Regions from separate parts of the Mus musculus genome. Here all the other regions are linked to region 3. Evidence: chromatin loops called from intact Hi-C (ENCODE). Cell type or tissue: heart. All regions are shown on one strand. Each heading gives the region's core, and the rest is flanking DNA. Links, peaks and the distances in the headings are about the cores only.

Evidence for each region. Hi-C counts contacts between places; a loop is a spot of excess contacts. Peaks named below come from ENCODE experiments on the same cell type or tissue, not always from the same donor. Only the 100,000 strongest peaks of a DNase experiment are listed, where the experiment ranks them.
Region 1: a loop joins it to region 3, with 15 times the contacts of the local background. A loop is called at or near these places in 18 of 42 quality-filtered maps.
Region 2: a loop joins it to region 3, with 5 times the contacts of the local background. A loop is called at or near these places in 19 of 42 quality-filtered maps.

The regions. Positions count from the first base shown.
Region 1 is chr2:63,509,614-63,520,531 of GRCm38, reverse strand. No RefSeq gene overlaps it. Among named protein-coding and RNA genes, the nearest start is that of Gm8541, 60 kb to the left of the region's middle. In heart, for the core only: a CTCF peak has its summit at 6,783 (motif pointing left); no DNase peak of the experiment used is centred there.
Region 2 is chr2:63,497,531-63,508,448 of GRCm38, reverse strand. No RefSeq gene overlaps it. Among named protein-coding and RNA genes, the nearest start is that of Gm23503, 71 kb to the right of the region's middle. In heart, for the core only: a CTCF peak has its summit at 4,302 (motif pointing left); no DNase peak of the experiment used is centred there.
Region 3 is chr2:64,848,373-64,859,290 of GRCm38, reverse strand. No RefSeq gene overlaps it. Among named protein-coding and RNA genes, the nearest start is that of Grb14, 170 kb to the left of the region's middle. In heart, for the core only: a CTCF peak has its summit at 5,158 (motif pointing right); no DNase peak of the experiment used is centred there.

The DNA.
Region 1 (10,918 bases), core at 2,818-10,817, 1.3 Mb after region 3:
CACATACATTGTTAATTATCTTGATGTGGAAACAGGACTCATCATCTCTACTCACAACTGGCCAGAAATTCATCTTACTGATGATTTAAAGACAAGGAGGGTCACTGTTTTTTATGAGTATTCTTCCCGGAAGCAGAACAACAGATAGTTCTGCTGCAAGCATAGAAATTGAGGCAAAGGGACAAAAATTAGTGTTTGCTAATATTATTACTATGAGGATTTTCATAACAATTCCAGTGTGATATTTGTTCTGAAAGAAATATGACAATAACAATTCAGCCCTCCAATTTTCCTGTAATTCTTGCTATTCTATAATTCTTCAAGCATCACTGGAATGGGATGTAGGGACATTTGGTTCTATGACTGCCTTTTTATTTTCTCATTGAGCTGTTGGCAAAGAGGTAACACTTTTGCTGGGACTTTCTGCTATATTAGGTCATAGAGAGACATGGTTGTACATGGCTATTGATATTACTGAGAAATTATACAGTTCTCCTATTCCAAATAATGCATGATCACTTACATGTAAATGCCAAATCAGAAAAAAACTAATGTTTTAAAATGCTATTAAGCTGAGTGTTATGGTACATGTATTTGAAAGATTACATAGTATCAATATTATGCTTATTAAAAATACAGCAGATAAACAGATAGTCAAAGAAAAATTTAGAATCAAGTGTAAAGAAAATAAATATATAACATCACTGGCTTGCCCTTGGATAGGAACTTCACATGGCTATCATTTCTAAAACACTCATCTAAGCCTTGTGGCATATAGTCATTGATTTAAATCCCTCAGCCTGCTCAAATCGACATGGTTCCATCTGACTTTACAATTCCAGCAAGAAAGAGAGCCTATGTTTTTTTTTTACTCCTGACTTTGACCTCAGTCATTTGAATTACTTGGGCATAAGGGTGGGTAGATGATGTAGCATGAGCATACTTGCATGTTGTTCTTTCCGTTCTGTCTCTGCATAAGAAGAGGCTGCCTCATAACGCATTGCTTCAAGCAGAATGGAAATTGAGGCAAGGTTTGACTTACATTTTGGATCTAAGCATATCTAGTTCCCATTGGTTTGATGATCTTTCAATAAGTATAAATAATTGTTTCAGCCTACTGAATTGTATGGTGTCCTAAGGAAGGATAACTGAAGAAACATCTGCTATCAATTTAAAAATTCACCTTGAAAGTCAGTTCCCTCCCTCTTGCTCTTGCCTTCTTGCTCCTTCTCTGTCCTCTCATCCTTCTGCCTCCTCATTCCCTTCCCCACCCCTTCTCCACATGCTCATGTCTGGATGCTACTTCTCTTCTCTGCTCCTCTCTAATCCCCTCTTAACTCTCCTCCCCATGGCCTAAGTAAACTCTATTCTATACAAAATAAAAAAAAAAAAAAAAAAAAAAAAGGGAGGGAAAGTCAGTTCCCAAAGTCAAGATTAAGGATATGTAACCAGATGACTTTATTCCCAAAAGGTTGAAAAGTACAATACTATTTTCTGTTCAAACTTTGTTTTTGAAGGAAACTACTTTGAGCCACAGCTTAAGTTTATATTACCAAAGCTTATATATCTTCGGTGTAAGTATAATTAAGATACTATTTAAAAATTAAGCTTTGTTTATGTGTTTGCTTATAGTTTTCTAGAGTATGCTTTAAGCATTGGCCACAAGCCACATTGGGACATTAAGTAATCACAATGCTAGCACATTTCAATATTCAGCTGGCAACAAGGCCTACAATTATAGTTAAGCTTTCATTCTCTGTGTCTGCAATTACCTAACCAGTGATAAGGAGATTTTCATGATTGCCATTAAGGGTTTAATTATGACTGAGTTAGATACAAGAACAGCTGTTAGCAAATATCTACCCATTCCTATGGGTAAATTGGTCGGTCCATCGTAGGAGAGGGCTTAGGAAGGTAGACCAAAATACAGCAGCCAATGAAGTTCATTACAGAGCATCCAGGATATATTTTTACCACTCTCTTCTTGCAGCTTCATCAGTTTTGAGCCTTACCCTGAGAATGTCTATGGACCCAAGACCCAAGATGAGGATAAGTCTTTTTTTTTTTTTTTTTCTTTTTTTTTCCCCAGAGCACTTCTCCTGTTTTGAAAATCTCTCTACTTAGCCTATAACAAAGGGAGGGAAGTTCTGGATTCCTGAGAAATGATAGACCAAATAAACACTTTGAAATGCTTGAAAAATGAAAGGCAAGAGGGGCACATATCAGTAATTCAGATGTTTTTCTTATTGAGTATTCATGTCATCTGCATAGGCCATTTACAAATAAATCTCATGGTTGAGCCGTCAATGACTTTCCTATGAGTCCTATCAGATGCAAGTTGAGTCAAAGCACAGTCAAGAGGAAAATGTCACAGGTTTGCTTAGTTGTTTGAATGGAATGTTTGTTGAAACATAATAAGCCAAAAGTGCGATTGTTTTCATCTTAAAAGAAAACCTAAGTAGAATCCAAACTATTCCATGAACAAAGGATCAGCTAGGAACTAGCAAAGGCTTTCTTGTGAGTGCTTTGGAAGAGCTGGCTATGAAAGATGCAAGATCAAAATGTAAGTAACAAAAGATAAGCCTACTTATCGGAGAATCTGAAGTACGTATTGTGCTGATTAGATATTTGTTCAAACAGGACATCAATGATTATAATACAGACAATAAACAAGGTCCATTTTTTTTCAGGAGAATAAAAGACCATTGCTCAGTATCTATGTGTTAAGAACCTTAGAAAACAATCAACTGAACAACTTTTATATAATAACTAATTATTTTCTATATTTAATACATACTGATTATTATAAATATAGGAAAAATTATTAATTTAAGGATATGTTAGAGCATTAAAATCTCTTGTTTAGAATTTCATGCCACAGTATATTTTATTTCTAGAAAATGTTGAAAATGTTCTCTTATAAAGGAAGTTGAAGTTAATGTTTTATATTTTTAAAGGCCCCAAGATAAATTTAATTTCAAGCCAAATTTAAAAATATTCCAAACCAATATTAATTGAACAGCATCAAAATCTTTCTTTAATTTAATTTTAGAACAATAAGATGAACACTTGCCAAGCTTAAAAATAATAGAAAACATTTCATGTGGTTTGCTCTTACAATAAAATTAGGTCATTTAAACTAATGTGTAATAGGAAAAAAACAACCACTTCACACAGCAAATTCTAATCAACATCAAGTCATGCTAGAAAATAAAAAAAGCATTGTGTGCTTAAGCAAGATAGACGGTCTCAAAACTGTGATATTAAAAAGCAGAATGTAAAATACTCACAGTGCTAAAACCAGCATTCATGGGAGTATATAGGTCATCTCTTTAAGTATTTCCACTCTTAGACATCTTTTCCGGTACAAGTGAAAATGAGGAAAAACAAATGTGAAAATAGAACAATCTCCTATGTTACTGATTATCATGGTGCTTGTTTATTTTAAAGTGTCCTTTGGCAGCATTCCCTGTGCAGCAGACATTAGCCATTAGCTAGTATTCTACAGAATAAACTTATGAGACAACAGTGTCAGTCATTAGATAGACATGGTGGCTGTGCTACAGAATAGATGACAATACCAGGGCCCGATGCAGTAATATAGAAGAAGCAGAATATAGGGCGGCGATCTTGGGAATGGGTTCAAACAGAGGGAGGCTGGCTCTAGAGTAAGAGCACTGAAGTCCATAATATATTGCCTCATGATTAGTGCAAGAAACAACTGTCTTGCCTTCATTCAGTGCCCTATTATCATATTTTTCCAGGCTTGTTCCAAATGAATTGTGTATTTATTATAATAAACTGAACTCCAACTTCAGATAATGTAAATTATGTTCTTTCATAATCTATGAAATATTATTTTAGGATAATTAGGATACATTCTTTCAAATGATCTAATATCATATTTGTCCAAATTGGAATTGTGCCCAAACATTCTGCCGAGAAATATACTGCATAATTAAACTGTTGCATGGTTTATTTGGAGAAAGCCAATGATCCAGAGGCCATCACCATCAATATTTTCTTTGCATGATCACAGAGGTTACCTGTGATTTCTGTAATCAGTTCTGTCTTGGTTTTCAGGAGTCAGAAAGAGTCATAACTTGTCATTGCTTCGCAAAAGTCTTTGCTGTGGACAGCATTTCATATAAGTCTATCAGAGATCATGTTAAAAAACCAAGTTATACTGTATGTATTACATATAAATTTCTTACTAATAAAAAAGTCAGAGCAACAAAAATCAGATGTCTTAATGTAATGCAAAAATCATCGTCCCTAGACATAACATGTCAAATGATAACATCATAGATTGCTTCTTTTAATTTTAATTATGAATAAAACTATTTGAACATGAAGATAAAGCTTCCCAGAAGTTCTGTTTAGACAACAAAGATGATTCAAATTAATAATAAAGAAGCAGGTGATGTAGATACATCAAAGACATTTAAATAAAGTTGTTTCATACTATATGAAGCATAAAATTGCTCCTACATTAAACTGCCATTTCCTGAAGTACCTTTAGTGTGCATGTATAATTAGATAGTTCAAAAAATACTATATATTTCATGTATTTTGCGTGAACTACTTATTTATAGTGCAGTTTATTATTGTTGGGCAGAAATTTCCTCTGTGACAAAACCTTCTATCTTGAAGGAATCTCATTTATACCCACACTGTCCTAAAAGGAGATAAGACTATCAGGGAAACATATTATGCTAAGAAGTAAACACCTCAAAAGCTTCAGGAAGCTTTTAGGTGTATCAGGTCCCTCCCTCACCCAGTACATATAGGCTATATAACAACTTCTGAATGACCCTTAGACTAGCCAGGATGACATGAGGACTCTCAGACTAGTTGAGCCATCTGGAAGACTCAAAAATAGAGCTACTCAGAAGAAGCTCAACTCAACTGAGATGCCCGGAAGAGATTCTTTCCAGTATTGAACTGTTTTGCTCGTCAGTCTAGGCTTCCACCATTTGTAAGCCAGCAGCCATGATAGGGTGAGCTTTTGGTGATGGTGCTGTATTTAAGTCTTTTCTGCTCTTATAAAAAACTCCTCAGCTGTGCTCCTGTAAGCAATCCCAAGAAAATTCACTGGCTCATCAGGTGGACTTGGCTGGTGCTGTCATTTTGGTCTGTCCATTTCCTATCTGGAGTAAGATTAGATGTTTTAGCATGTCTCCCTGAAAATAATGTCCCATAGTGATTATGCATAAAATGTTCTCAAATACTTCAAATTTTATTTAGCTGTTACCTTAGCTACTGCTCTGGTTGTTTGAAGAGTAGAAACGCACTGCAAGCTTGATCCTCTCGGTTTTGATGGACTCCTGTATTCTTTTGACTATTCTTGATGGTTAAGCAGCTTCCTAAGTGCTGAGCGGTATACTGAGATGTACGCCGTATTTTATACATTTAACTTTGAAACTCACATAAAATATTTGACCTCTTATTTGTGTCAATATAAAATTATACTGTAGCTTTTAAAACAAAATGTGTATGTTCGTTGATACAAGTATTTTTAAGCTCTTAGAACATTTTGGCTAATGCATTTAGTTTCTGAATTTGTGTCAGAAATAAGTGTATTTTGCATAGCTTGTACTTGAAATGATGGAGAAATTTTAAAAAGTTGTGGCAGTCTAAAGAGAAGAAAAACAAGCCCATTTACTGTATACATTTAATAAACAGCCTGTCATTATATATTTTAAGTGTTTTACATACAGGTAGAATTTATAAATGTGTCACAAAATCTGTTCATCTGTTATCTTAGCTACTCCTCTGATTGTTTGAAGAGCAAAAACGAACTAGAAGCTAAATCTTGTGGGCTTTGATGGTCCCCAGTATTCTTTTGAATGCTCTTGATGGTTAAGCAACTCAGTAAGAATTGAGTGCAGGAGTGAATCTTATACTGTGCTTTCAAGCATACTTCACTTTGAAACTCACATAAAATACAAAAAAGTATTTTACAGATATTTAGAATTTATAAACCTGATACAAAATATAGACTTTGAATGTGTTTTCACATGTGTGTAAGTGTACTATAGTATATGTATAACAGTGTCTTGGTTATTATATACAATTAGATTACAGAATTAAATGAATGAAATAAGATGTCTACTCCAGATGTTTATTCAATGAAAAATAGTTTACTTGTTGGGTAGAGCTATGACTTACACCTTTAAGACCACAGCATTGTATTTTAAGTAATATTTTCTGTTTTCCAGTGTGGGTGTCGTGATCAGAGGATAATTTGCAGGAGTCATATCCCCCTTGTTACCTTGTACGTTCCTGATATTGAACAAAGGTAGTAAGTAAGGTTTGACAAAAGTGCCTTTATTAGATGAGCCATCTCGTTTGCTAGAAAATGATCTCTCATGGAAATGATATGTATAGTTATATGTTTGATGAACTTAACAAGCAAGAATTAAATTCTATGCAAATAAGAACAAGGAGTACACTCATGAGATGACAAGAAGAAAGGACATTGTGAATGTAGCCCATATTGGAGAAGGGTAGGGTAGTATATGTATACAATGGCATAGAGTATAGATGCAGATAGATTAAATTTTTGATTACTAATTACACACTCACACACAAAATCCATTTTAAGCTCCAAATTTGCATTTTCATTTTAATTAAAAATTCCATTTCCCTATTAATTACCAGATTTGCAATGAAAAATCAGATATAAAATTAAGAGGGATGAATTAAAAATTAGTCTTTGAGAACTCAAATAGAAAATGTTTCAACCCAAGTCTATTCCTAAGAGATTGGTAAACAGTGCCCCCTTGTGTTGAGGATCTGTTTTTGTGCTTTGTTTTTAATTATTAAATTTTTGGAGATGCCAGACTATATATATATAAGTAAACATAGAACATTTTAAGCTAACTTTGAAAAAGAAGCTGAGATACTGAAACAATAACCACATAAATATTTTAAAATGGTTCTCCACTAGTCAATTTTTATGCTCACTTGGTTGGACTTTAGTGTATTTTACTAACTTGGGTTTTAGCCAGTTGCCATCGAAAGAGGTATTGAGATGAGGTGAATTCTTCAGTAAATCTAAAAGTAAATAAAAATGTGGCTTTTCAAGTGATGAGGCACATTTCTCTGAACGGGAGCATAATTTTACTCAGGCATACTCAGTATTACTTTATTCTTTGATGTAGAATCTTGTTATGTTGTCCAAGCTGGCCTCAGAACATGAGGTATAAATGATATTTTTGTTTCAGTCTCTCAAGTATCTAGGGCTACAGGAGGGCATTGCCATGCTATGCATGTACAACTGTTTAATTCAAAACTCAAATATACCAAGATGCCTCTTCAGTCTTTAATGTAAAAAAAAAGGCTTAGTTGGTTTTGTATTTTAGGTTCAGATATGATTTATACATACACAATTATGGTCATATGTGTACTTTAATATAAGCATTAAATGTACATATAACATACATTTATAATTTTGTTATAAGTTGTGTTTTATATGGTTACATGGTGTGCTTATGTTATTATGCATTTTGTGTTCTCAGCAGTATGGATAATGAGGTTCAAGTGTTCCATAGTAATTATATGTGAGGAAATTATATACCAAATAAGGACAAATTTGTTTTCTAAGTAAATGTTATAAGAAGATATTTTTTCCTTTCTGATGCTCAAGGACAATAATTTTAATTCCTGAGGTTTCAGGATATTAATTAAAAATTCACACTTCTGTGCTCAATCCAGCAATAGGCTTGGCTATTACCAAATAGTATTAGCTTTTCATACAAAGCATTTTATTAAATTACAAACTAGGGGTGTATTGTGTCACTAACAATTACTTAGAATGCCATGCTGTTCCCTTCCTTCATAAACATTCTGTCAGTGTTTAGCAGAAGGCATATGTTTGTCGATTTGAAGTGCATTAGTTTTAAGGGGAAGCTGTTTGACATATCACAGAACTGGAGCTAGCCAGTAGACCCCCTAACTACATAGCACACTATGCCTAATTATAAAAGATGAAGGTTTTGAAATTTGCATAATTGCAACTATTCGTAGGGGTCGGTAACATATTTGCATTATCTACTTATGTGCCACACCAACTCTTTTAAGCACCACTTTACAAGTCTGCTAAGTCAGATGTTTGTAGGTGTCAGAACATTGTCACCTACAGTGCTGGTGATGCCTTTTCCTGCCCATATCTCAGGGACCTGATGGCTTTCTAAAATCAATTTCTAGGTCTCGGTACTACTCTCCATTCCAAGTTTTTGAAAATAAGCAGCTTTTCTATCCACAGCTCTATGTAAAAATAGGAATGACATGTACTTCCAAATCAAGTTCCATATTCATTTATGCTTTTTATAAATAAATTATTTCATTTTATATAGTTCAGAATAATTAATATGCATAAGGGTGACATTAACACAGTAAAGGTACAGAGAGACAATGAGACAGTCAAGAATAACTGTATTTACTTTGTAAGCTAACAGAAATCCTGTATCTTAGAGAAATGAATCATTTTCATACCTACTACAATTTTAATGCCTAAATAGCATGTGAAATAATTAAATTAGTAAATGAAAAGGCAGGTAACTTAATCACTGTAGAGCATTTGCTAATAAAAATAATGGTGTTAATAGCTACCATTAATTTGGTAGCTTCCATGTTCAAGGTCCAAGCACATTACATATATTACTGGTAATTCTCATTAAAACATGGTAAGGTGGATAATTTACCATTATTTCATTAAAAGAACCTAGAGCCCAGAGAAATTTGATCAGTTGCCCAAGAGTTTATAGAAATTAAGCCTGGAGTTAAACCTACTTTTTCTGATTATGTTCTATAGTTTTCCCATACTTCCTTCCACCCCCAAAATTACAACTATATTTTATGAAAAACGTCTTCCTTGGTAGAACCTTTAAAATCTAGTTAATATGATAGATCATTGCTTTGGCATTTCTTTGCTGGTAGAGATTAGTTGTCCTCAAAATAGTATCAAATGCATTTCATTTATTTCTTCACTCAACTAGTACTGCCTCTCTGCTCTGAGCAATATGCTGTTATAGCCATAGTGGGGATATCAATTAGGAAGTGAGCAGAATCCAAGAGCCTAATAATAAAACACTGAACATCATTACAGTTGTTGTAAAGAACATCATAAAAATGAGTAAACAAAGGAAAACCAAACAGGGATTTAAGGAGAGAGGTCGGAGGACACATGACTGAATTCAGTGTTCTGACTTCTGGTATATCACTAAAATGTATGTACTATAATAGAATGAACTACACTTACCTAGTGCATCACGGGCTCTGCTGCCTTTCCTCTTCTCTCCAAGCAGAAGCCCATACAGCATTACCACTGCAGCACCCGAGAGCATTTTGAGTGTACTACTTTGCCATTAGGAAGTCCACAAGAGAGAACTTCTCTGTTCTAGTTTTCACAATGATATGTGCCATGGCTGGACTGCCTAGTGTTCACTAGGTATAAATATGTAGGGAAGTAATTCGGAAAGGAGAGATGAAGGGGGGAAAACAGAAGACAAGAACAGAGAAGGGCACTCTACTCTCACAATGACTCATGCTTTGTAAGGGAATTCTGGAGAGTCAGATGGTCCATTTGTTTTTCTAAACACGTGTAACTGAAAGATAATTTATTGAACCATATTGCCACATTCAGAAAGTAAATAGCATTTTTTCCACAAATTAAACAAGACAAGATGATAATTTCTTCTAATTTATATTACTAGAAATTTGTTCGTCAAGCCCAGTGGTCAAAATTGTCTTGGGACGTGGGGTTGGATTAGTTAGCTGCTGGGAAGTGCACAAGGTCATTGACTTTGGACTTACAGGAAGTCACAGGCCTCTTCTTCCTGGTTTCTTTCAGTTTCTACTCTCCAGAGCAAACACCCAAGCTGTGTTTTCTGCAACTTGGTTTCTCAACATTTTCCAGTAAACAAGGGTGCAGATGAACCTCTGGTCAATTATGAACCGCTTTTAATTGTATAAAACATTTCAACCTAGAGAGAAAATAAGTACGTAAGATCTCTTCTTACCTAAAGATAGTCTGGATCATGAAGAGTGATAAAACCTTATGCTTTGATTCCTCAGAGTAAGGCAAAAAACAAAAACAAAAACAAACAAAAAAAACAAAACAAAACAAAAAATACCAACAACAACCACCCAAACAAGAGCAAACCTAACGTGTGTGTTCATGGGTATACACGTATTCTTGACTACCTGTCATAGAGTCACCCTTGGTGCATGGGTTTGCGTGATTGAGTCTTTCTAGCTGCAGATTTCCATTTTCCTCCTGTTTGTCTCTTCCCATATACATAGCATTATGACTGGCCCACTTCATCCTTGCTTTCTTTGGGAGTGGTCTTGGTCTCTAAGACATCACTTCCACAATCTCCTTGGATTCAGAGAACAGTTCATTAGGGCTGATCTCTTTCAGTCCCCTTTCTTTCTTCCCTTTCTGCACCTTGGGCTCTGGGCCTTTTTATTCCTCAGGTCTGCTATAGGTTAAGTCTAAGCACTTACATTCCCTTGCTTTTAACTCAGCCAGCACTGGCATCTGTATTCAGTCACCCTCCCTGTGAATAAATAAATTCAGATACCAGCCTCCAAAATCTCAGGTCTGGCTGGACAAACAGCTTGAGATGCAGCTCCTGTCACAGTTTCCTCTCACCTTGGAACAAAAAATCTCAATGGCACTGAGATGCAGCTGATTGTATCTTTAGTTCCCCGGTGTATAGGTTTGCCAGACTCTTAGAGGGCTACCATGTACCCTACAAACAATTAGCATTCAATAAAAGGCAAGTTATGCATCCAAGGGGCAAATTAAGGCAGAAAAAAAGTCTATGTCTGTGCATGGGGCAGCTAGGGGCTTCTGCAAGGAAGTTTGTGCTCTTTAAATGTTTTAGTCTGTCAGGAGACAGCTATAGTC
Region 2 (10,918 bases), core at 102-8,101, 1.3 Mb after region 3:
GCTGCAGCAATCTACAGACACAGAAAACCAAATTTAGATGGTGGTTTGATAACAGAAAAACAAACAAAAAAAAAAAGATGTAGGTCCATCCCTGGGGGCTGTGAGATCCCAAGTTAGGTTCTTGGCCAGACTTAATGAACCAGCTATAAGTTTCTCCTATGGAATATGCATTAAATCCAATAAAAAATTAGTAGGTTTTCCACATAAAACTCATTGCACAAACACACCTGCTATTATTGTAGCTCACAAGGTCATAGCCTGGCAAGACTATTGAGAGCCTCCCCCAGAAGCCTATAAAATGCCTTCCTATATCTTGAAATCTGGCCACTGTGGAGGAAGCTACCTTGTCAGGACCAATGAGATTTCTTCATGGCTGCTGACTAGGGCAACTAAAAGCATTGGGAGTAGCTTGTATTGTGTGTGTGGTTTGAGATGGGAGGGCTCTGAGATAACCTTATCGAAATGTGAAGGGAAATATTTCATATATGATATTCTTTATATTTGTCAATATAGGAGGAGAATTATACCATGTGGAGAAAAATTTAACCTTTCACGTGATATATCCCCCCGTACACAACACACACACACACAAACACACAGACACACACATGTGTGTGTTTGTGTATAAATACTATACATTATTAAGCTTCTATGTAGCGTTTGAAAACATCCTTAGTGTTAGTTATTCTAGCTCCTTTTCATTATTTTTTTTCATCCATAGCATCTGTACTCTACTATTTACTCTTTATCCTAATACCATATTTATCTATACAATTCACTTTATCTGCCTGCTCAGCCCTACTTGCCACATTATTTAGAGACCGCCACTTAAATGCATAAATTTTAGAATCTTCTACATTTATGAATAGAGTATCAATATGTGTGCCTCCATTTTACCATAAAAGATATTTTATGGTGTTTTTTCCTTTACCTACTCTATTATTAATATGATAGAATTTGTTTCTGTATATACAACTTGTTTCTTATTTTTAATTGCTGTAAATTGTTTATAAGGAGGAAGTAACTCAGTTTATCTATTAGAGGTCTTAGATTTACCTTTGAATAAAGAAAAAGAGATAAGTTTGCTTTTGGATTAGGTGGGGAAGTAAGGTGCTATTAATCACCTCATCTAAGGATGAAACACAAAGGAGTCTGTTAATAAGATTATGGTGCAAGTATTTTTGATACACCACACTCAATATTGCACATTGTGAAGGTACTAGTCCTAACATAACTACTTATTAACTTTGTGCTTTAATTAAAGTAACTATAGTAAAGTTACTTAAACATTTGAGTGTCATTTCCCTTATCTGCAATATGGATGTTAAGATAATGTCTATGGTTAATTCAGTTTAGATTATGGTAATGTTAGATCCTCTTTCTTCCTGATTATGAGTATCTTATAACACAAATATACCTTGTGCTACATCAAGGACCAGTTATAATTTTAATGCACACTGATTGCACCCTCCCAACAGTATCCATGGGAAGTGACCCTCCGTCTATGAACGTATTCTGGTTGCTGAGACAGAGACAAAGGAATTCTGGAGAATTAAAAAAAAAAAAAAAAAAGAAAAGAAAAGAAAAAAGAAAATTGCCAACCCATTGGTAAAAACCATATTTCTCAAAAATGTTGAGTCATGGTTGTTCAGATACCCAAAACGTTTGAAGGCAAAGGGGATGGAGGACTCACTCAATGCCTAGTAGTTGCAAAAATTCCACAGTCAGTGAACATTCTCCATAGCAACCAAATGATTTCCAAGGAGCTAGTCCTTCTGAAGGATTAAGGCATTTATTCCTTACTTGGTTGGTTATGTTCTGAGAACACTATAAACATGGAATACACACTAGCTCTTACTTTCTCATCCTCAGTAAGACTTATAAGGCTGTTCATTCGTTCTCAAAACTCTCTTCTTGAAACTTTTGTGGTATTATTTACACATCTCGCTTTTTCTCCAAATGGCTCATGATGGGCTCTTCAGTGTTTCTCCCAAGTCTGGATGAGCGGTGTAGCTCAATACCTTGCTCACCACACTCTCGGGACTTCCCTGAAATGAAGCATGGAATAAAAGTTGTATCTGCCGTTTGCTTGCCTGTATTTCATCTTAATTCACCTTGCCCTTGGCTATTGCAGGCTTTCCTGGTTCCAGGAATGCATGGCTTTCAGACATCTTTACTGTTTTTATCTATACGTATGAGCATATGAACAAATTAATTGGCAAAAATAGCACATTATTTAATATTGAAAGGAGGCAATAAATGAAAGTGGGATTTGGTGTGTGTGTGTGTGTGTGTGTGTGTTTGTGTGTAGAGACTAAGATAGCCATATGTTTCATCCTCCATACATCAATATATTGGGGCTACTTTAATAGTTTCCCATAGCTCTCTTATTTCACAGAGGTCAGCTCACCACACCAGCTCTGACCTTGAGTATTCTCTCTCTCTGTCTCTCTCTCTTTTCCCCTCCTCTCTTTTTCTTTTTTCTTCTTTTCTTTTTCTTTGCTTTTTTATTTTTTTATATTTTTTGGTGTTTGTGCTCCCTTGCTACACTTCTCCTAGACTAACTTAGTAAAATTTAAATTTGTTCTCAAAGCCTCAGAAATGTCAAGTTATATTTAGATTATTTATATTTTTATCTGTCTTGCCACATTCTGACATCCTTGAACACAGAGATCTTATTTCATTCATCTTTGTATCTCCAAGAACCTATAGCAGTCAGTATTGTTGCATAGAAGAATGCCACTTTAGAAATCTAATGCCTTAATTAAGGGTACCAAACATTCAGTGAGCTGGGAGGTAGCTGTTTCAAGCATTCTAAAGGAGCAGCATGTGGGGACAGATTTTTAGGAAGAAAACATTTCCATATTGTCTTAAGACTTCATGGCAGACAACATTCTAGATTAGATTTGAACTACAATTCTACCTGATGTACATCATATGGGTTCAAGATTTTGAGAATTATGATGCCTCAAACTATCAAAAGGAGAAATTTAGAAATTTATAAAACTGTAGATATTTTAATAACAATCATCAATAACATAATCATTTATATTTATAGGTCTCAAGACCTATAAGTAACATTTTCTTTTCTTTTCATCCTCCACTCTTTTTCACCTTTCTCTCTCTCTCGTTTATTTATTTATTTATTTGTTTGTTTTTTGTTTGTTTGTTTGTTTGCTTGCTTGTTTTTGGATTCACACTCTTCCAGGCCGACCAGGAACATACAATTATTCTGCTCCATTTTCCAATGTGCTGAAGTTACAGGCATGTACCGCTGAAACCACACCCAGCACAGATTTGTAAACAAAATGATGATGTCAGTTCCAGCCACAGAATTAAATGGCCTTTTAGGAAGACTGCTCACTTTTCTGCATATCATTCTTACCTTGGTCCTTCAGCACTTCAAGTTCTTCATTACTAACATCCTAAAAGTCTTTTGCTCTAGCATCTGGTGCCTCCAAAGTCATGTGTCTGTAGTCATGTGGGCAGTGACTGAAACTCATGTGCTTCTTCTTCTGGAAATTATTAAAATCGCTATTATAATATAAAAATAAAAGAACAGTTAGTCCGTTCATGCTTCTCATAGCAGCTCATTAACTTTCTCACCAGACCTAAGCCTTCCTGGCAGTCTTTGATCCGTGCTTTCCGGTTACCTGAGGGTGTCAATACACCGTATACAGATAGAGATGATCTGGGTCTTTCTGTCATATTTCTTCCCTTTACTCTCTCTTTTAAAAAGACATTCGCTCCAAAATTTAAAATATCCAACTTGAATGCTACATTCTTCTTCCACGTTTAATTTTAATTTTGATAACATTTCAAATTGACCTTAAAATATGCATAGAATTTTTAATACTCTAAACAAGGATTTTTGTGGACCGTTCCTCTGTATTCCTCCCAGTCTCCATTTAAATAGCTGAAAAATCGCAGTTGCTGATCTCAAACATTAATTGAATTAATGTTATCATGTTAGTTATTTTATATTAAGTTATACTAGTGCTTCAGTTATAGTCACAGGTTTTAGTATTGACCATGTAGGAGTGAGTTGGAACTTCACAAATGGTCATCGACAAATGACTCTACCCAGGTCAATATTATCCTGAAAGATGTTCATAGTTGTTCATTTTTCTTGACTTGATTTTTTTATGTATATCGATAATAATAGAAAACAAAGAATTGTTCTTATAAATATACAATTATTTGAAAAATATACAGATTTGTCATGGACAGAAAACTAATATTGGTCAAAACTTAAATCTCCAATTATCTTAGTTATGTGAGGTATGGAACAGCGGCATCTGGTGGCTGGCAAATGCTAGTGCACCATCAACTCAACTTAATAACCTGGAATTTTTTTTTTTTTTAATCTGAAAAGAGAAGTTGGATTTGTAAATTCACTGTTATATTCTTGGGATATTTGCCTCATCCCTCGCTGAGAAAATGTGTATATTAGAGGAGTATAAAGTTTGTTCTCTTACATTTACAACCTTAAATTTAGTTTACTCTTTGTAAAAAATGACATAATGTGACACACAAAATACTCTTAGGACCTACATGAAATTGAAGGTTAGCAAAATGTATGTTTTTGATTTGTAATTCGTATTACTTTTAACTCCAAGTTTTACCTATTAAACTATTTCTCAGAATATATATTCCTTAATCCATTATTTGTATTCAGTGTTTTATTAATGTGAAAAAAAATCAAATTCCCAAAGATTAGAGTTACATACAATCCCTACCAGGATGGAACTGTGTGACCCTCAATCAGGGCATTTAACTCCTTTGACCTCCGTTTTCTCATCTTATAAAGTTAGACTAGATAGATACATACATACCTAAAGAATTTAATGATAGAAACTTAGTAGTTGGTGATGATTAATTACAATGGCGTAGCTCTCCTCTGATATTTGGCATTTGGTGCATAGGGGATTGATATTTTAAAAGATGATAATAAGGCTTCTTTAAATTCATATTCAATACTCATATAACATCCATTACCAGCACACCCAATGGGATACAGAAGTGTCCCAGGATCATAGGCAAAGAGCCAAAGCTATTACAGACACATTTGTGAATAAATTATCCACAGCTTAGGCACAGATCCTCACACTCACAAACCCACTAAATACCTGCTGTTATGCAACCATTCATTGCTTTTCCAAAACTTGTTCCGAGGCAGATGCATTAGAATCATCTGGGCATTTTTACATATCCATATTAGGTGCTCTTCCCCAAACCCACTGAAGGGAGATAACAGGAATTCCCATTTTTAACAAGGTCCCTTGGTGTTAATGTTGACTTTCCTGACATGAGAAATACTCACTGCCCCACCCTAGAAAGCATGTAGACTCAGACAGGAATAGATACTGGTGCCTTCTAGTTAATGAAAGAGAAAGTCTTTTAAACCAGGACTTGAAAACTCAACTGTCAACGGGACCCACAAAAGTAAGTTAAAAAAAATGGCCAACTAGGAATTCAGGGGGACTCTAGAGAGCATGCCCCATGCAAGGAAGGCTGCTTTAATTAGCTCTAGTGTTCAGTTGTCAGGAGAGAAATACTTCCTAGGGTTTTGCCTCCTTTTAAAAAAGGAGAGAGGGGGATGAAAATAGGATTCTTATATAAAATCCTCAATATTTTAGGAGTAGGAACTAAATCACTGCAAACTAAATTAAAAACACATGAAGGCTTCGAATTGACGCCCTTTCTACTAGATCTTTTTCTTGTCTGTTCTCTCTCTCTCTCTCTCTCTCTCTCTCTCTCTCTCTCTCTCTCTCTCTCTCTCTCTCTCTCTTCTTTATCTTGCTTGCCAAAAAGCACCATGCCTGAATGCCTGTTGTCATGCTACCCAACATGTTGGGCTTGGACTTTAGCTCTCTGGAACTGTAAATCTCCAATAAAATCCTTCCACAAAAAAAAATTCATAAGAGGAATATGGTATCTAATTCTATAGGGAGTATTGATGACTACACAAAGATAGGTAGGCAGCAACTTGGGTACTTTTAAAAATGTTTTTCTTTTTTCTTTTTTTTTTAAATTTTTTATTAGGAGTGGGTGGGTAGGGGAGTGGGGGGGTGGGTATGGGGGACTTTTGGGATAGCATTGAAAATGTAAATGAGGAAAATACCTAAAAATGTTTTTCTAGTTGTCTTTTGGTGATAATGATTGGTAAAAAGATGTTTCCAGATAACATGCAAACATGAAGTGGAAATTTCTGGTTGTGTCATGTGATGTTTTGCTAAGGCAAGACTCATGAGAGGACACATGATGTTTGGAAAGAGTATAAGTGGGACTCAACAGACAGTGGTGGGGTGCTTGCCTAACTAGCATTGAGTGAGGCACAACAGAAAACCCTTGGCATTCCCTGACCTGGTTGCTACTAATGACCGTTGGTGATTTGTGTTTGGTGACACTTTTGAACTGGACTGCTGGTATCCTGACAAACAGAGAGTGGAATCACTGCAGAAGAACTACACAGGTCCACATCCCCTTGTTCTATTTACCAGTCTTTGCTCCCCTACCTTTGGACAGTTGGCTAGAAGGAGTGTTTAAGCATTTGAGAATCCTTACTAAAGTAGGTCTAAATAAGTCTAGGCCTACAGGAACATCACAAGGTATTATTAAGAAAAAAAAAAGGAAAATACATACAGGACAGTGACAGAGGATGTGAAACAGCAGTAGGAAATATTAGAGACATCAATGTCATATTAATTATCTTTATCTATTTGAATTGGTCGTCCAAAGGAATTTTGAGATTTATCACAACCTGGAGCACATCCAAAAGCCACTAAATTTCTGAGCAGATGACATATCACCAGGACTCATATCATTGTAAAATGATATGACTCGATTAATTTGAATGAAGATAAAAGATACCTAAATTTTATGTCCTGTAATAGGCATCACTTATGTGACACATTACTACAATTTATTAAGGCTGATGATTTGTTGAGAATTAGCTGTGGTCGTGGCCTTGTATGAGCTATTGGAAAAAGGAATAAAAATAAAAATAAACACAAGATTAACTGAATACTAGGGTCTAGAAAAAAGAGCTTATTTTAAAAATACAAAGTTTTTTTAAAAAACTTAAAACATTATCTTTTTTAAAAAATCCATATTTTAATAAGAAATGAACTCATTAAGTTTCCAAAAAGTTAAGGACAATGGTTTAGGTACAGTAGCTGAAGAAATTAAGTAAGAGTCTTTTGAGTCAGGCAAGCACTTATTTTTTTCCATCCAACAGACAATGGTGGAGGGTTTAGTGCATTTTTATTAAGTGGTTATTAACATTATTCAATGTACATATGTAACACATTATATATGTACGTTATCTATAACACGTATATGCATGTCTCACTGCCATCTCACTTCCACTAAACTCCTAGTATTTATAACTCTACTACACAACACACTGCAAATTACATATATTTGTTTCCAGCTTTGGTAAAGTGCTCTCTATGAAATGGAATATTATTCTGCCATATAGCTCTGTGGTAATTTAATTCATCCCAAAGTTAGAAAGAGTTTTGTTCCAGCATCAGTAGCAGTAACATTGCAACAACAACCTTATAAAGAATTGATTCAAATTGCCTAACTTTTCCAACTGAACTGTCTTTGAATTCTTATAATTTTACATAAATTTTTATTGTCTCAGTCGCAAATGTGGTGGGGAATGAGATTATGAAACACAAAGGCAGAGAGATCAGACAGTTTACAGGAAATGGTTTTCAAGTATTGTTAGCCTTGCTTGGAATTCTGCCTACTCTACAGATATTCTTCTTCTTCATTCCTACGGAAGTTCTGGGCTAAAAAATAAAATAGTTAATTATCATTATTCCACAAAAATAAAATTCTTAACTTGATTGTTCATTGTGCATAAGTAGAACAATGAAGGCGTTCATGCTGATTGATATGTGTACTAGAGTGGGCAATGACGAGTGTATCTCTGTGAGTCCAAGGCTAGCCTGGATTACATAGCTCCAGAATAGCTAGAGCTATATGAACTGGAGACCCTGTTTGTAAAAAACTAAAGAAAGAAATAAAGAAGGAAGGATGATGAAAATTAGTGAACAGTATAAAACACCACAGAGATCATAATTGCTAAGGATCTTAACAAACATGGATATTTACACATCTTTCACATATAAATAAAATAGTATACCATATGTAATTATACATGTATACATGTATATACACACTTTACAATTTTTGTTTGTATTATTTATTGTGGTAATCTCTTTTAAATAAGTTATAGCAGGAGCTATACTTAATTTTTACAAACAATATTTGAAGAAACGTAATGCAACTAATTTTTAAAAGATGGCATTCTTTGGTTCCCCATTAATACACACAGTATTTTTTCTAGTAACCATATTTTCTATCTTCATACTATGTATCATAGTGGTATTAAGTTGTGGATCACTACACAGTCAAATTGTTAACTGAATGATGTCAGGTCTCATGGAGTTTTATCATGTTTAAATTTTCAAAAATTGAATTCATGTAGGAAAAAGAAAATTATTAAAAAAAAACCACACACACAAAAACCCTCCAGTTCTTCCCAAGTTCTCACAGCTTGAAGGGGACTCCAACAGAGAATCTCCAGTAAAATGCAAATATCCAGAGCCTCACCAGGTCCATGTGAGTCTCTAATTGGCAGCCTTCCTAGCAGAATTATCTCCATTCAATACTATATACTCTGAGTTATTTTTAAGTTCCTGAGTAACTTGAAGATATACACATTGATAATTTATTTAGATCAATATTTACCAAAGGTTGAATGAAATATATTTTAATTTAAAACATGCTTGCTATATAATTTAAAAAATTATTAGATATTTTCTTCATTTACATTTCAAATGCTATCCCAAAAGTCCCCTATACCCTCCCCCCGCCCTGCTCCCCTACCCACCCACTCCCACTTCTTGGCCCTGGCATTCCACTGTACTGGGGCATATAAAGTTTGCAAGACCAAGGGGCCTCTCTTCCCAATGATGGCCTACTAGGCTGTCTTCTGCTATATATTGCTATATAATTTTCAAAAAACTTTTATGAATGAGGTTGTTTAAATGTCTACTTAAAATGCTGATACTTTTGCAAACCAGATTTTGTTCACAGATCTTAATTCAGGCTTATATCTTAGTTAGGGTTTTCACTGCTGTAAATGACACAACAACTAGAAATTTGTGTAGGAAATAGTTTATGACCATCTTATGCTCACAGGGAGCAGGGCTTCCGAAAGGGAAATAAGAACAGGAATTTGAAGCAGGAAACTCGAGGCAAGAACTCGAAACAGAGACCCTGAAGGAGCATTGCTTACTGACTTGCTTCTCACGATCTGTTCAACCCACTTTCTTATAGTACCTAGGACCACATGCCAAGGGAAGCTCTGACCACAGTGGGCTGGACTCTCCCATATTAACCACTAATTAAGAACATACCTAACTAGCTTTTCTATAGGCAATCAGACTTTTCTTCAACTGAGTTTCCTCTCCCTAGACAAGTCTGCTTTGTATCAAATTGATTTAAAAAATTTTTAAAAATCTCACTTAGTCATTTATTTTTAAAAAATTCTACTGTCGAAATGTCAAATATTTCAAAGCCCTTCTCTGTAATTTTGGAACATAACTGACCAGGCATGACATCTACTTTGGAAAATCTATATGATGTTTGTTATTGGAATGAAATTGCTGCTACTCCTCCAAAATATCTCAAAACAACTTTCAAATTATCTGGGGTTAAAATCCTGTATTCCTACGAAAGATTGGTATTAGTCTAAGAACATGTGCTTTCTAAAAATACTCAGTGACAGAACTCAAAATAGAACAAATGGGTCTTTCCTCTGGATTTTCATTTCTAGCTAGCCATATTAATAGGACAACTTCTTTCATCTGCATATTAATAGCATACTGTCTCATGATGCCAGGAACTAATCAGCTCTTTGGAGAAATATCTGAGAGCTACATGGTGCATGTTTTCACAGAGCACATTATGTGCTGACACAATATATAACATATGGAATGTCCTGTAATTAAATAGTGACCAGCTATTTAGATGTGGGCTTTCACTTCTAGTGCTTCTCATTTTATAAAGAGACACAGGTCACTTAGAATAGTGATAAATCTTAGATTCACAAAGCGCTTCCGTTATCTTATGTAGAGATCATGAAAGGGGAGATGCCTTTCACATCTTATCTTGATTCTAGATTTATGTTAACTCAGGTGCTGAATATGAGCACTCAACATACAGAGGTAACTGGTTTTAAATAGGACTGTGAATGCAGGCTATTTGAATTCCAATAAAGACAAATAGATGTTTCAATTAATGACATTTGAGAAATTACTCTTACCACTAACTATTTTAGTGCCGTGATATTTCACTACATTGCAGTCTTTCCTGCCTCATTTTGTGTTGCTAGAGTTCTCATTTTATGTGACTGTTTTTTTATTTCTTTTATATCTTAAATGAAGTCTTTTCTTAATGATCTTTTCTTAAGTGTCATTTTCTCACAAATTTGTTTGGCTTCAGTTATTTATAAAGTCCCTTCTAATACACATAGGCCTACCCTTTGGCGTCTAGCCATTTCCTCCTGGACTTTCATTATCAACTTTAATTCATCATGTTCTGAGTTTTCTTTAGCTTTCCACTCCTGAGAGCATCAGTCTATGCATATCCAGTACCTGCTAGGTGTTTCCATACATGTAAACAACCTTTACCCGCATTGCCTTATAACTTATATTTTATATGTATTTTACTTACCTCATCACAATTGCAAGCACATTGTGCAGATAGCTTTATTCTTGTTTGCTGTAATGGCACACCTTCACAATGAAGTAACTGATGGTATGTTTTTGGTAGATGAATAAAGGCAATTATTGATCCTTGGGCAAGGGAAATACTAACTTTTCATAAAACATGAGAT
Region 3 (10,918 bases), core at 1,422-9,421:
TATTTTTAAAAATAGTTATCAGTGGATTAGAAATGATAATGGGTATGATTTCTAAGTAAACAGATTATAGCAGTTCACCAAATGCCATGTAAGTGTGTTTGTGTTGCCTTTTATTCAGAGAACTGCCAGCTTATTTTTGTTAAAACACACATCAATTTCACACTGCATAACTCTTAGGCCCATGCCATTGGTATCGTTAGTCTAAATCACCTGAAGAGGACAACTTTGTTAGCCTATGGTTGGAATAAGGCTAAACATTTTAGATTTCCAAGTGATAAAAAGCAACACAAATTGGAATGCTCTTAGCTTGGGGAAGTAGACATTTCTTGTGGCTTTTGTCCTTACAGTCTCATAAATTACAAACACACTTTAAAATGGTTTCCTAGCTTTAAACCATGGCCCTGACTTTGTGCATGTTAGATCTCTGACTTGTAAAATGATTTCATTTGAAGGATAACTTGTATCCTATTACTGTAGTAAGTGTTACACATATGTGCATAATTCCTGTGTGGGCAAACATGCACACCGAAAGATGTAATTTCTACATTTCCTTTGGTGAATAAAACACGAGATATAAATTGGCTCTGTTTGGAGAAGCCAGCGCTAAGATATTGGCATGAAATTTATGATAATTTGGTCTAATAATGTAGAGAAACCATAGAACCATTCTTCAGTAATGCCGAGGCTAAAAGCTGGAGAAACATAGAGCCATCCTGCAGTGATGCTGAGGGTAAAAGTCTTCTATGTGCTTCACACACAGCGGCTTGCTGATTTTTATTTATTGATTTTAATTGATTAATTAGTTTTCAGGCACGTTCTAGACTCAGCTCACGTTTCTCAGCCCCAGATATCTGATGACGTTTTTTAAGTGCAAATTTTGTTTGTTTAGATTTCACCAATGCCTGGGAATGATAATAAATGATGAAATTTTCCATACTGGCTGACAGGTTTGTTCTTTTGTTTTGTGATTTTTCATGTAGGAGTTACTTCTTAGGGAAGTTAAGGCATCATAACTTGTTAATTATTATATAAATCCATTAAGACCTATTCATAAGATCTCCATGAGAAAACAGTGCCTATCTGTCTGTGGTAGGATATATTCTGGTACAACATGAGTTAACTCATAGACACAGAAATGTGGTGGCTTAAATGTTCCATTGGGTCTGTCCTACCTTGGACCCTATTCTATTTTAAGATATACTATGCTATGCAATAAAATAATTTATCTGATATGAGTCTGCTCAGGGACATTGTGGATACTAGCAGTAAACACAATGATGCTTGCATATAGTGAACTCATTTGTGTTGGACATATGCAAAGTGCCAGGAACTGGGCTAGGCACCTCATTAGATGCGTGAAAGCTGCTAAGTCTATTCTGCATTCTATATTCATCACAAGGATTCTAGTATTTTTTGTGCCTTTTTATGAACGAAGACTCCATTTTCTAATTTGGCCAAACCAGCTGGGAAATTAGAATGTACCTTAAAAATAACACAAGGTACAGAACAAAATTTGCATAAGGACTGAGCTCACGAGGGTTTAAGGACTAAAAAGTACGAGGGGAAAAAATTGCTTGTTGACTAGCTCATAATTGTAACCTGGTAGTAATTGTCCTAAAGCAGAATTTTCAGTTAAAATTATACAGGCTCCAAGAGGAGAGGGCGTGACTTTATCTTGTTTAGAGTTGTTTATCCAGCTCCAAGCACACAATAGGTGCCTGCCCTGTAAATATGCACTACATTCGTGCATAAAGAGATATATTCTTCTTAGTTTCCATCTTTACAATGGTGTAAGTTAATTAAGCATTAATCTAAATGCCTTTTAATTGCTGTTTCTTAGTGCTGGGCATTGTATCTGGGGTCTTATTCGTGTACATCATGCATTTTAGCAAAGAGCTACATCCTTAGACTGTTCAAACAGTTTTGCTTCCAGACAGGGTCTCACTAAATTACTTAGGTAGTGTTGGAGGCAATCCTTCTGCCTCATCTTTGTGAGGAGCCTGGGATTACAGACTTGTACCACTCAGTCTGGCTATGGTATGATTTCAGTAGCAGAGCATTCAATTTCAAGCAGACAAAAATGAATGAATTCTTTGATTACTCACCCCCTCTCCCATAACAGAAAGTCAAGATTTAGGTTCCTTAAATTGAAGACCCTCTAATTTGCACTGCTTCCAATCTACTCAGCCTTCCAGGCTGGTTTTGATCCTAGCTGATTATTTCTACCTTGGCTGTGGACTCATACAAACTTACAGTTTTAATTTATAGATATTCATTTTAAATTCTATTGCTTTGAAACAAAGGCCATCACCATTTTTAAATTGAAAAAGGTATATGGGTGGGACAGCAGAAATCACCTTCTCACCTAGATATTACTCATTTTTTTTTACTTTTACTGATTGTAAATATTTGCTAAAATAAAAAATTAGAAGGAAAAAGAAAATAACCTTTTCCCTCCCAATACACTTTCCCCCCTTTTCTGAAAGCTGAAAGCATTTTGTTTTCTAGAGCTTTATAAAGTTCAACACATAAAAGGTTAGGAGCCTGCCTTTTTTCTGTCGTATACATCTTTGAAAAATTGGTTTATGAAGAGTCATACATCATGTAGCCAGACGTATGGGAATAGTTAAAGATTAAGGTAAATAGACAAATTGGACTGCTTTAAATCATTTTCCTGGTTTCAGTGTTATGAAAGAGCTTATGAACAAAAGCTGACGTTAAGCAATCACAATGGGCTCTTCTATATGTTGTAGACACTGGTAAAGACTTTACTGTCAGGGAGTGCCGCATCACCAATACGTACATCAATTTGATCGGTGTCCAGATCTCAAAAATGTTACCTTGTCAAACCATAACCTTTCCCAAGTCTCTCATTTGTCATTGTTTTGTAGATTATATCATTTATTTTACATTACCTGTATCGGAAAGCATGAATCATGGATTATAAGATTTTTTTTATTACATATTGGTTTGTTTTTGTTTTTCAAAATAGAATTAATAGTGAGGCATTTATGTTCAAAAAAGGATAATCGAATATTTTGGAAGCAAGTTGGATTTCCTATAACTTTACCTAGAGAGACCTTTTGTTTGCTTTTTGCTTTAAAAAAGATTTTTCAGAACCATCAGTAGAACATTTTTAAAATAAATTCAGTAAATATATTGAACTTTTCAGGCTATCTGAAGCACTAAGCAGCGTGTGGAGAGATGCTGCCTGCTAGACTTGAAGGTAGGTCCCAGGAACGCGCACAGCAGCCTGGTCGTAAAACCTTGCTCTTCTGGAAATGGATCAGGCATCTTTAATGTCCACACAGAAGGGGAACTATTTGCCATTTTGTGGTCTCATTTGAAAGACCCCTACATGGTAACTGCATGGAACTCACTTTGTCTACTCAGAGAGGAGACGGCTTTGTAGCGCTCATACTCGCAAATCTAAGAAACTCTGTGAATATATGCCTTCATATTCATGCAGCACAAATCCCTTCCTTAAAAATAATAAAAAAAATAACAAAGTCTATGATCATCAGGTTGATGTAGATAAGACTCCATTAACTTTTCATCGTTATCACAGCTGGCGTATCAAAGTGCAAATGTCCGTGGGGTGAGCGCGCTTCCCCTGGTGTCGGTGCCAAGGCAGATGAAGATCTTTTACATACCCCTTTGTTGGTTTGCCTTTTTTAATGTTTGTACTTGATTTCAGAACCACTGATGGTAAAAAAAAATGTCATTTAAGATGACTGTAAGTATTGGCTCACAGATACGCGTGCCTAACTTATTAGACATCCAGTGCGCAGCGTTGTCTGCATTCCGCGGAGAGTGGTAGGAAAAAGAGAAACCCCTAGGAAATATTGGCCAATGATTTTTCAATGCTTGATCTAACTCTGTGTGAGACAATGAAGAATTGTTAACTTTCCTAGAGAATGACCATTTAAAAATGCATAATTTTATTATCTTTCTATTTTTATTTTTATTGCTTTTGCTAGAAAGATATATAAGAAATAATCTAGTAAACTTTGGGGGAACCTCAGGATGCAGAGGTGGGGAGTGTTTTTTTTTTCTTTAGGAAATTTGGGTGTAAAATAGAAAAATGTATTTTGATGAAATCCTAGTATTTCGGTGGGCAGCATCTCTCTCCTGGATCAAGTGGGTACCTGTAGCTACTTGGTTTTTTTTTTATTACTTCCTTCTTATGTCTCTGAGCACAAGACTTCCTGAGTCTGTCCACTTTGCTTCATTTGAAGATTTTTCTTCCTCTTTGTTCCCTCCTTAGGCCAGATGAGCTAAACAGTGCTTCAATTATGAACATAGTTTATAGCTGTATAAAGTCTTAGTATAAATTTGTGGTTTCTCATTCCTTCATTGAACAATTAGTCCACCAACCCAGGAAGCTACACTCCTCATTTGAAATGGAATGCACACCTTCTCTGTGCCTGCTACTCTCTTCTTCACGAGTCTCCATTAAAATTCAACCAAATCCACCACATTGTGTATTCCATTTTAAAATTTTTCTTGTTTTTTTTTTCCCCCGGGGGGGGCGGGGGCGGGGTCAGGCTTCTTTTAGTCAAATGGGGCGGGGCATCTTTTTTGTGAAATGAAGAAAACCAAGAGAAACCAAAAGTGATAAATGCATCATTTGAAGGGCTGCTCTTTGGGTTGCCTTTACAATTGGTTCTTTATTAAATCGTATGATATTAATTAAACATTTGGATGCAAGGTAAAGGTTTTTTTTTCTCCCACTGTTACTGGAAACAATGTAAATTCCACACTCCTTGTACATTAAGGCACCAAATGGGCAATGACCTTCCTTCTTTAGATGCTGTCATTGGTTAAGACTTCCCTAGGTATTCCAGAAATTCAGACAATGAAAATATATCCCGAAATATCCATAAAATTTGACAATGTATCATTGTAGTAATACTGTAATAAAACTAATGCTCTATTATAACTTTAAAAAATTGTAGATCACTTAACAATTTTCTGGTATGGTTGGTCACAGAATGATATTAAAGCATTTCTAAGTTTAAGAGCACATTTAGGTCATTTGCAATGATAGATATACGTTTTAAAGTTCCTTAATGTTGGCTCTAAAGCAAGTGTCAATGAGCTTGAACTGCTCACAAACGACTTATCTGCCTTTCCACGATGTTGTAAAGCGGTGGGCACTAGAGGGCGCTCTTAGCACTGCTACTAGCAAAAAGGCAGCTAAACTTGTTCTTTTAAATCAGTACTATCAAGATTCAAAAAGGCTTCGAGTGAAACACTATATTGTTATTAGTTTGTGACATTGGTCCCTATGATTGTCATCAGCACAACTTCCAAAACAAGTCTCCAAAACAGTAATACAAACTAAGGCTTCACGGCTTGACAATTTGTTGGTATAACCACGTTCCCCACTTCCTTTACGTTTTAATACCCTCCCCTCTGCATTTGCACGCTGGGGATGCCTTTTTGCAAGTGGTAAGGAAAATGGGTGCATCTGACAATTAATATCCTTGTTTGAATTTAAAGCCACATGGTCACAGTTTTTTTTCTTTCTTTTTTTCCCCCCATTATTATTATTTAAATGTGCAGACAGGCTGCAGTCTGTGACATTTGTGAGAGACGAAGGAGCGTTCAAAGATACATGTAAAAGATTCTTATGTTGAAAAATGTTGTTTTATACGAAAATGGAAGAATCTGGTCCCGTCTGCCAGCCCCCGTAGTTATTTATAAAGGCGTCATTGGTAGTTGCCTCTCATAGACCTTCTCGGCTTCCCCGCAGGCATGATCAGACTCAAGCAGGCGGCTATTTCCCTTAATTTCCCACAGCAAGCCAGTAATGCTTATGATTATTGTGAAGTCAGGAAAAGTTTAGTTTCATCAAGTGACATGTAGTGATACAATTAGTTACTTAAGCGCTTCTCATAAAACCTTCCACCATGGAACCTGGTTTGTCAGCTGCAGCTAAATATTAGCATCTCATATTAAACACCAGCAGAAAGCCGCCTTCTTGGAAGGCTCAGCTGACAGCTCTCAACGCGAGCTGAGTGATCACTCTCAATTGTAATCGATTGTGTAAGTACTGAACACAAACCCCCAGGCAATTGAAGAAAATAGGATGATGAAGGACTGCAAACTAATATGTTACACATCTTCATTGATTAGACATTGATTAACCATTATTTTCCTCAATGACAAACAGCCAGTGGTGAAGTAACTGAGACCTGTGATTTATTTACACCTCAGACACAGATGAGTTCTTTATTCAGCTGATTGTGAGCTAATGCTGAAGCAGGAGGCAGCGACAGTTTGACAAACCAGGCTTCTCTCTCTCTCTCTCTCTCTCTCTCTCTCTCTCTCTCTCTCTCTCTCTCTTCCTCCCTGACAGAGCAGTCTTCCTAGGTTTCTGGCTTATTCCTATTAGAAATAAATTTAACTAGATTTCAAAATGATCAGCCCAATTTTCAAAACAGGGATAACGTGTTCATGTGATAGAACTGCATCTAAAGGGAAGATCATTTTATAGACTTGGTATTTACAAGCATATTGATCAGTGTTTATTGAACTTTTAATTTAATTCTCTCTTCTCTTCAGTGCCTTATTGGCAATTACATACAATTTCAGAATGAGAGGAATTAGAGTCTGTTGCTTAATTTATTTTTATTTTTTTTATGAATCCCATTGCTTCAGAACTATGTAGGTGTATTGATATATGATGTATGGGAGCAACAATTTTATAATTTGAATAATCTAAGTTTATATCAAACTGAGATATTATGGATAATCCTGGATTTATGTGACAAAGTCTTATAGCAGAACAGTGAAAAAAATCTTAACTTTATTTCAGTAGATCCCCTGGGAAGACTTGATCCTGACATTTAGCACAGTCACCAAAGAAAACAGGACACACATTAGGTCATAACAAGTGAAGCTGAATTATACTGAGACAGGTATTCTGTTTCTTTCTAGAGTTTTCTGTGCATTTTGAAGATTTGTAGGAAATATTATTTACAAGCTGGTAGTTAAGATGTATTGTCATTTTGCAACAAAATGGGTAAGATAAGGATTTTCAATGCTCAAGAAAGCGCAATTTGCTTCTACATTGGTTTTTATTGTATATCAGCATTAATTCATGTTCATTTAAATGTTACAGATGTGCGGTATAGCTAGTCTGTTAACAAAGGAGTCACTATGTAAGAGTTGTTCTGAGAAAGTAAAGTCTGTGAATTAAGATTAATAACTACAGTACCTGTCCAAAAGGAGAAGAGAAATTCCTAACCATTTATTACCAGGGTTATGAGTCATTTTTAACATTTATGTGATTTAGGCAAATATAAATTAGCAAGCCAGATCATTTAAATTAATATAGACAGTCAACACTACTCTGACTAATGACTTATTAGAAATGTAATTGTGAAATCTCATTGTCTTTTACCTTTTAATGTAATTTTAACACTAGGACAATAATTGTGACCTGTTCTATGTGGACATGAACAATGTTATAATAAATACACGAATATGTTTTTCTTCATGTAACTTTTGCTTGTTTCACTGAAGTGTGTGGGCCTTTGTATACATGAATATGTACGCAAGCCTCTCAATTAAATATCTGCTGTATCGTCGAGGATTTTAACAATGGGATGAACAGGAAATGTGTGCAATTCCACTTCTTCTAAAAATTTTTGACACCTGGACACCTGATTTACTTATTCAAGAAGCCCAGCTGGACTTTAAAGGAAATTGATGTCTGTGTTAGCTGAGGAAGACCATCCAGAGATCACACATGGCTCCATCCTTTCCAAAGACGCCTACCATCAGCCGGGCTCACTGAGTCATCCTTAGTTGAAAGCAAATCAGTGGGCAGACGCTAATGATAAATCACCTGCTTGGCGTTACTTTTGAGGGCTGATGTAAGTTCCCCCTTAGCTCTACACAGTGCTCAGAACTGAAGGAAGGGAGTGTTGATTGGCCAGTGGAGCATGAAGAAAGAACAAATGAAAAACCATTCAACAGCCCTGTCCCAGAGGGAGACTGGAACCCCAGAAAGAAGCCTAATAGTGTGCTGTTCCCTTGTCCATCAGCACGCAGGTGAGGGCAGCTCATCAGGGGGCTGTGTGCAAATGTGAAAATCAGAAACCTGTAGTGTTGCAAAGGTGCAGGGGAATGTGAGGGCTTCTATAGCAACTTCCTTCTCTGGAAATAAAAGGCATCTCCTTGGCGTTAGCTCTTTCTCTGTATGTGTGTGTTTGTATCTATGTGTTTGTGTGTGTATGGGTATGTGTGTCCGTGTATGCGCACACATGCATGAGAGTGTGTACACACATGGCACATGAACTTCTCCGCCCAGCTTCTTCAAGCATATTTAATATCTTTACATTTTTAAGTGAAAATGGAGCTGTCAATTTTAAACTAATTTGGATGGACAGCAATAAAATGCAAAGCTCACTTCAAATTAGAATTTTCAGTGAGGATTTCTAATGGAAAGTAATTGCTGACAATAGGAAATGACAAATTACTAATTACTTAGTTCAATTAGACTTTTGTGCCTTTGGTCCTAAGTGGCAAGCATACAGCAAATCTTGCACTTTTATAACAATTAATGACACTAAAACTATTCAAACTGCCAACAGATGTGAGTAAGAAGACATGAATAGAAACTTACTTAATTTACATACTATCCCTATTCTATATCAAGTAAATGGTGTTTGAATTTTTATGCTACAATTAAATATTACTGGTACAGTGCAGTTTTCACAGAGTTTCACAGGGCAAAATATAGCTGTGCAGAAGCTGCCTAGCGTTAAGGAGCCCCATTCTTCATCCTGGCAATATTTCTCAACAGTTTCTTGGAGTATAGATTTCTGCCTTCACTGTTTTGGGGCTGGGGCTTCCTTCTTAAACAGCGGGGCTCCTGTAGTTTGTTTTGTCTGCTTCTTTATTGTCTGTTCTGTTCATCTTTCACTGCCCTGTGCTCTAATTTGAATTCGCATATTTCCTGTATCCTTCCTTTCTTGTAAGACTGATTCAAAGGTGGTTTACTGAAAATACTTGTCTAAAGAGTTTGGTTCCCTTCGTGGTCTCTGTACTGATGACTCCTGGCTAGAGCGAGAAGACTATTCAGTTTGGCACTTCCAGTGTTGTCATGGTTGGTGGTTTTGTTTGTTTGTTTGTTTTGTTTTTGCTTTTGCTTTCTTTTGCTTGTTTCGTTTCTTTTTCTTCTTTTTTATTTTTTTGTAATTTTGATTTTGCAAATATGGGACTAAACATATTCTCAGTTAATCAGGAAGATTTTTGTTTCCTCTGCAGGTCAGAAGGCGAGGAGAATATTGTAGATGCATTTGGAATTCAGAAGGGGGTGGGATCCAATTAAGTTTGTGATGGTCAATTTCCCTATTAAGGTTTGAATATATTCATGCTGCTTTCAAGTCACGTGAAGAAGTTAATTTTCTGTGCAATGGAAGCAACACTGCTGATCAGTATCGAGGCAAAGTCACCTGGCATCTTGTGTTTGCAGTGTAAAGAAAATGCTTCTACGCAACTAATCTAGCCATAAAAATAAACATAAAGGATGTAATAGGATCACAAAACACATAACAACAATCAAGACAGGAACAATTAAGATTTTCGGATCATAGAAAATCGAAGAAAGAAGTGGGTCAAATGTAGAAATGCAAACTGGCTGTTGCAGAATTTGTCTCTGGGAATATCTTGTTTGTAAGAGTCTCTGTAAGTCACTGTGCCTAAGCAGTAGGCACTAGAGTACCTTCCCCCATGTGTAGAAATGACCAGAAATAACTCATTGAAATGAAATACACTTCAATCTTCTAATTATAACTCGTGGTTTGAGATGGGATGCATTTGGAGTCATATTCTTATTGTGAGTTACATGCAACCAGTTAGTTCTCCAGCAGACAAGGGAAAATCTAAATGTCTTGTTTTATCAGATGGATGCTGGGAACTGGAGAAGGCCCCTGAGATTTAAGAGGAAACAAATTACAAGTGCTTTCTTGAAGAATTTTGCTTGATGTTTAGAGGGCTTTCCCCCTGACTTCTGAGCTACTAAGCTGTTGTCTAGAAGCAACACAGTAAACTAGATACAAATAACCAGGACTGGTTTTTGGACAAACTTGTGTTGTTTCTCCACAGCTGTAGCTTTCCTTTCTTAGGAGCCCTGTGAACTTTAAGGGCTAGAAATATAACAGAGAGCATACTAGATAATAGAGGAGAAAGGAAAAGCTTAGGCAGGGGGTAGGAGGCCTGGGCAGGGACAGAGGAAAGAAAGACTTTCACAAATCACAAGAAAAGCAGAGCTGGCATTGTGCCTAAAAAAAGATAAGGTAGAAGAGAGGCGTTAGCAGCGATAGACTAAGCTGGTCTATTTAGAACAAGAATGGACGGAAGAAAGACCCAGCCTAATTAGAAGAGAGGGGAAGGAAGAAGGGGGGGGGGAAGGCATGTGGAGGGGGCTTGGGGGGAGGGGACAGGTGCAAAAGAAATGTCAGGGAACCCAGAAAAGCAGGAGAAATCGGTGTGATGTACAGGGAGCCAGAGTGCACCTCAGTACGGTGTGTTTTGTTGAGCTAACATGTCCAAGGAACAGATAGCTGCTTTCCTCGTTTTCGTCATCGTTATTGAGACAACAAATGGGAAACGTTATGATCTAGATTTCTTGTCCTCATTTACTTAAAAAGATGTATGCCTTCCACGTTCCGTGTTTCAGGAGTCATATGAAATCTTTAGATTTGTGTTGCATGTTTGATATATTCATGGTCTGCGATGAGTAGAAAATCTGAGACACAGTTTAAGCTCAGGGAGCTTTCGATGTGGTTATATTTTATGTAGGCAAGCATATTACGTCACTCAAAATCTAGAGAAAACTGTGCTTTATATACTGTGCTAACTTGATGCATTAATAACATCAGCATGCAAAAATATATCTGTA